Regions from separate parts of the Homo sapiens genome. Here region 2 is linked to region 1. Evidence: read pairs that join two places in POLR2A ChIA-PET (ENCODE). Cell type or tissue: CD4-positive, alpha-beta T cell. All regions are shown on one strand. Each heading gives the region's core, and the rest is flanking DNA. Links, peaks and the distances in the headings are about the cores only.

The links. Peaks named below come from ENCODE experiments on the same cell type or tissue, not always from the same donor. Only the 100,000 strongest peaks of a DNase experiment are listed, where the experiment ranks them.
Region 2: POLR2A ChIA-PET joins it to region 1 with 5 read pairs; 2 of 35 experiments call an interaction of 5 or more read pairs at or near these places.

What each region holds. Positions count from the first base shown.
Region 1 is chr19:9,861,554-9,864,470 of GRCh38, forward strand. The region is part of intron 1 of OLFM2 (olfactomedin 2); the gene reads right to left. Among named protein-coding and RNA genes, the nearest start is that of PIN1, 28 kb to the left of the region's middle. In CD4-positive, alpha-beta T cell, for the core only: no CTCF peak of the experiment used is centred there; DNase peaks (open chromatin) are centred at 1,518 and 2,398; H3K4me3 peaks cover 878 bases; H3K27ac peaks cover 1,629 bases.
Region 2 is chr19:9,751,802-9,754,718 of GRCh38, forward strand. It overlaps a transcript of ZNF846 not described here. Among named protein-coding and RNA genes, the nearest start is that of ZNF846, 15 kb to the right of the region's middle. In CD4-positive, alpha-beta T cell, for the core only: no CTCF peak of the experiment used is centred there; no DNase peak of the experiment used is centred there.

The DNA of each region.
Region 1 (2,917 bases), core at 195-2,694:
GATAATCCAGTGACCAATTATGGCTTTGTTTCCCAAGCCATACTCCTTCCAACACTGGTAATCTTACCAGGTGTGCTGGGAAAAGGATGCTCTGTGGTCAAATAAATGTGTGTCACTGGGTGAAACAAGTTTTGTTACTGCAGGACTTATCAGAGGCTTAGAAATGCAAATAAGTACCAGGGAACTCTAGACACAAATCATAAACTTCCAAACTGATTAGAAGACACCCCTGAGGCAGGTGGATCACCTGAGGTCAGGAGTTTTGAGAACAGCCTGGCCAACATGGCAAAGCCCCATCTCTACTAAAAATACAAAAATTAGCCAAGTATGGTGGCGGGCACCTGTAATCTCAGCTACATGGGAGGCTGAGGCAGGAGAATGGCTTGAACTTGGGAGGCGGAGGTTGCAGTGAGCTGAGACTGCGCCACTGCGCTCCAGCCTGGGCGACAGAGCAAGACTCCGTCTCAAAGAAAAAAAAAAAAAAAAAAAAAGAAGATATCCATGAGAGTCTCTTCTGTCCCAGGCATAGGGTCTGGGATAGGATCAAGGAAGAGAAGGAATGAAGAAAACATCTGGTGGTTGTCCATGGAGCTACTAGGAGAGACGGACATCAACCACTTAATGCCAGTGATACTTCTAGAACCACATGCTGCAGTGAGTGCTTTGAAGAAGTAGTGCAGGGAGTAACAGGGGGTCTTCCCTCAGGCTGAGGGTCTCTGAGGAGGTATCCAAGAGAATGGGCTCTTGAGATGAACTTGAGGGACGAGTGAGACAGAAGAAAAGGAGAAGGCAGGGGACATTTCTATCATTACAAATCCTGATCAATGTCTGGAGGGACCCAGGAATGGTGGCTCACGCCTGTAATCCCAGAATTTCAAGAGGCTGAAGGGGGCGGATCACTGAAGGTCAGGAGTTTAAGGCCACCCTGGGCAACATAACAAGACCTCATCTATACTAAAAATTAAAAAAAAAAAAAAATTAGCTGGATGTAGTGGCATGCACCTGTGGTCCCAGCTACTCACAAGGCTGAGGCAGGAGGATTGCTTGGGTACAGGAAGTTGAGGCTGCAATGAGCTATGGCTGTGCCACTGCACTCCAGCCTGGGTGACAGAGTGAGACCCCATCTCTTAAAAAAAACAGGCCAGACGCGGTGGCTCACACCTGTAATCCTAGCACTTTGGGAAGTGGAGGCAGGTGGATCACCTGAGGTCAGGAGTTCCAGACCAGCTTAGCCAACATGGTAAAACCCCGTCTCTACTAAAAATACAAAAATTAGCCGGGCATGGTGATGTGCGCCTATAATCCCAGCTACTTGGGAGCCTGAGGCAGGAGAATCGCTTGAACCTGGCGGGGTGGGGGCAGCGAGCCGAGGTTGCAGTGAGCCGAGATCACACCACTTTACTCCAGCCTGGGCAAAAGAGTGAAACTCTGTCTCAAAAAAAAAAAAAAGGATGTGGGGGGACGTGAGGGTTGTGGGGTGACTGGCTTGGGCTTGCACACGTAGGCGTCGTTTGTTCAAAACCTGAAGTCTTTGTTCAAGACCTGAAGGAAGTGAGGGAGGAGCCATTTGGATGTCTGGGGAAGGGGTTCCAGGCAGAGAGAACAGCAAGTAGAAAGGCTGAGGCAGGACCATGCCTGGTGTGTTTGTGAAACAAGGAGGAGGCCCATGTGGCTGGAGCAGATTGAGTAAGGGGTAAGTGGAGGCAGATGAGAGAAGGGAGGTGATGGGGCAAGGCCTTGTGGGAAGCAGTGAGGGCTCTGGGTTCTGCCCTGAGGAAGGTGGGAGCCATGGAGGGTTCTGTGCAGAGGCGAGACGTGACCTTACTTGGGTGTTCACAGTGACCTCTGGCTGCTCTAGGGAACGAGGGAGGGAGGCCAGGGCAGGGGTGACTGCACAGATCCAGACAGGTGATGATGGGTGGTGGCCATAGAGGCGGTAAATGGAAGATTCTGGTCCTATTCCAGGATGCATTCTGACAGGCATGGAAGAAATTCTGATTAAAAAAACCCCAGTGTTTTACAGAGAAACAAAGCACCACAATCATTGATCATTTGCACAGCCATTACTAGATCTCCCAGCAGAATCGGTGCCGTGAGCTGCAGCACAGATAAACCAAGCTGTGAATTATGAGCGATCCCGGGGACTCCAACTATTAGCCCACCTTTTTCTCTCCCACTCAATCGAGTCTTTTTTTTTTTAAGGCTTATTGGAATATGAGCAAATGATATAATTGTACAAATTATACAGATGAGCTTGACTCCCCCACTAATCTATAAGGAAAACAAACCATTCATAAACGCCAGCTGAAACTATTACAGTCAGTCATTCTTCGAGCCTTTGTACACCCTTCCTAAATGGGGGGAACCCCCTCTTTGTAAGTTGCACATCCTCAGCCCTGGCAGCGGAGCACAGTAACTCACTTTCTCCGCCTTCCTTGTACTCAGGTAGGAGCTGGGTGGAGCTAACATTCACTGCAGGTGTGCCCAGGATTGGCCACAGCCAAGAGCTTTCTCTGGTGGTCATATCCCACCCTGCCCTTGCATGGGGCCAGCAGAAAATACACCCAGCAATCCTCAGAGATGACCTACAGGCATTCGTGATTAATACCACCCCTCTTGCCTCTCCAGTGGGAAAGAACTCGAAGGTGTATGTTCATGAAATCTTCCAGGGCAACCCATTAGATTTACACCTCAGTTGTCCACAGCAGCAACCTGCTCATTACTTCTCTTTTATTTATTCGTTTATTTTATTATTTTTCATTTTTGAGACAGACTCTCGCTGTGTCTCCCAGGCTGGAGGGCAGTGGTGCGATCTTGGCTCACTGCAACCTCCACCTCCTGGGTTCAAGCGATTTTCATGCCTCAGCCTCCCGAGTAGCTAGGATTACAATCACCCACCTCCATGCCTGGCTAATTT
Region 2 (2,917 bases), core at 156-2,655, 110 kb before region 1:
AAAGTCGCTCCTAACTCCACCGCCTATCCCAAACCTATAAGACCAATGATAATCCCACCATCTTCACTGACTCCTTTCTCAAACTCAGCCCACTTGTACCCTAGTGAATAAACAGCCTTGTTGCTCACACTAAGCCTGCTCAGGTGGTCTCTTATATGGATGCATGTAACATTACTGTAAAATGAGATCTTGCGGGGTGCAGTGGCTCATGCCTGTAATCCCAGCACTTCGGAGGCCGAGGTGGGTGGATCACCTCCCAAAGTGCTGGGATTACATGCATGAGTCACCATGACCAGCCAGGTATTTCTTTATAACAACTCAAGAACAGACTAATACACGTGACTATTTCCAGACTATTTTGTACCAATAGTCTAGTTGTCTGTGTACAATGCAACAGCATCTTAATTACTATAGTTTTAATCTTGATATTCATTAGGGCAAGTTCTTCCACCTTTTTTATCAGCTGGGTCTTGATTATCCTTGCCTATTGTTCTTCCATATACCTTTTAGAAACAGTATTTCAAGGGCGGGTGTGGTGGCTCACGTCCATAATCCCAGCACTTTGGGAGGCCAAGGTGGGTGGATCACCTGAAGTCAGGAGTTTGACACCAGCCTGGACAACATGATGAAACTTCGTCTCTACAAAAAAAAAAAATACACAAAATTAGCTGAGCTTGGTGGTGCATGCCTGTGATCCCAGCTACTCGGGAGGCTGAAGCAGGAGAATCACTTGAACCTGGGAGGTGGAGGTTGCAGTGAGTGGAGATTGTTCCACTGCATTCCAGCCTGGGGAACAAAGTGAGACTTCATCCCAAAAAAAAAAAAAAAAAAAAATTCTTATTGCTTCTTTCAGTGATTTCCCTTTTTTTTTTTTCTATTCTCTCATTCTAGAATGCCTTGTAGCTGGATATTGAAGCTTTTTGCTTATCTCATACATTATTTAATTTACATCCTTTCCAGCACTTTTCTTTTTAGGCTGAATTCTGTGAAACATTCCTTGGCTTAGTCTTTGAGATCTTTCTTCTTTTTGAATTTGAGTAGTTACTGCTATGAGTTGCCTTCTTTTCACTACTTTCACTGTATCTGTCCATTCAGGCTGCTATAACAAAATACCATAGACTGGTGGTTAATAAACAACATAAATTTATTTCTCCGAGTTCTGGAGATTAGGTCAAAGCTCAAGGTACAGTCAGATTCAGTGTCAGATGAGGGCCCTTTTCCTGGTTCACAGAGAGCCATCTTCTTGAAGTAACCAAATACAGTAGAAGTGGCATGAAATATCTTTGGGGTGTCTTCCATGAGGGGGGTAATCCCATTCTGCAGAGCCCTCATGACTTCATCATGTCCCAAAATTCCCAGCTCCTAATACAATCACTTTGGGAGTTAAGATGTCAACATACGCAAGTTGAGGAGACAAAATTTATTTATTTATTTATTTATTTATTTATTTATTTATTTATTTATTTTTGACATGGAGTCTCACTCTGTCACCCAGGCTGGAATGCAGTGGTGTGATCTTGGCTCACTGCAAGCTCTGCCTCCCAGGTTCACACCATTCTCCTGCCTCAGCCTCCTGGATAACTGGGACTACAGGCACCCAGCACCACACTGGGCTGATTTTTTTTTTTTTTTTAAGTAGAGACAGGGTTTCACCACCTTAGCCAGGATGGTCTCAATCTCCTGACCTTGTGATCCACCCACCTTGGCCTCCCAAAGTGCTGGGATTACAGGTGTGAGCCACCGTGCCCAGCCTAGGAGACAAAATTTAGACTACAGCAACATCTCATAAATTTTGGTATGCCATGTCTTTGTTTTCATTTGTCTCAAGATGTTTTCTAATTTACCTTGTGAATTCTTGCTTCACCCATTGATAGATCAGGAGTGTGTTGCTTACAATAAAATGTATTTGTGAATTTTCCAGTTTTCCTTGTTTTTCATTTCTTGTTTCATTCTATGTGACTTGAAATGGTACTTTGTGTTTCAGTCTTTTACATTTCATTAAGATTTGTTTTGTGGCCTAACACATGGTTTCTCCTGGAAACTATTCCACATATGCTTGAGAAAAATGTGTTCTCTTCTGTTGTGGGGTGGGTTGTGCCAACTGTTATATAGTACTTGTCCTGTTTCCTTCTTGATATTATCGTGGCTGTTCTACCTATTAAATTGAAAGTGGTATAATGAGGTCTCCAATTGTTATGCAGAATTGTCTATTTTTCCCTTTAATTTTGCCAATATTTACTTCATGTATTTTAAGCTCTGATGTTTGATACATATAATTTTTTTATCTTCTTGATGAATTTTACCTTCTATCAGTATATACTCTCATTCACTCTCTCTTCTATCAGTTTTTTACTTCAAGTTTACTTTGTCTGATATTAATATATCCAGGCAAATTCTCTTTAGGTTACTATTTACATGGAATGATCTTTTTCCATTATTTAACTTTCAACCTTTTTTGTCTTTAGATCTAAAGCGAAGGATGGCCAGGCGTGATGGCTCATGCCTGTAATCCTAGCACTTTGGGAGGCTGAGGTGAGCAGATCACCTGAAGTCAGGAGTTTGAGACAGCCTGGTCAACATGGCAAAACCCTGTCTCTACTAATACTACAAAAATTAGCTGGGCATGGTGGTGGGTGCCTGTAATCCTATCTACTCAGGAGGCTGAGGCAGAGAGAATTTCTGGAAGCCAGGAGGTGAAGGTTGCAGTGAGCCGGGATCTTGCCATTGCACTCCAGCCTGGGCGACAGAGCGAGACTCTGTCTTAAAAAAAAAAAAAAAAAAAAAAAGCAAAGGGCAACATACAGTTGGATTGTGTATTTTAATCCATTTTGCCAAATTATGCCATTAGATTGGAGAAGTTATCCCATTTACCCTTCATATAATTACCAATAAAAAAGACTCATTTTGCCACTTTGTT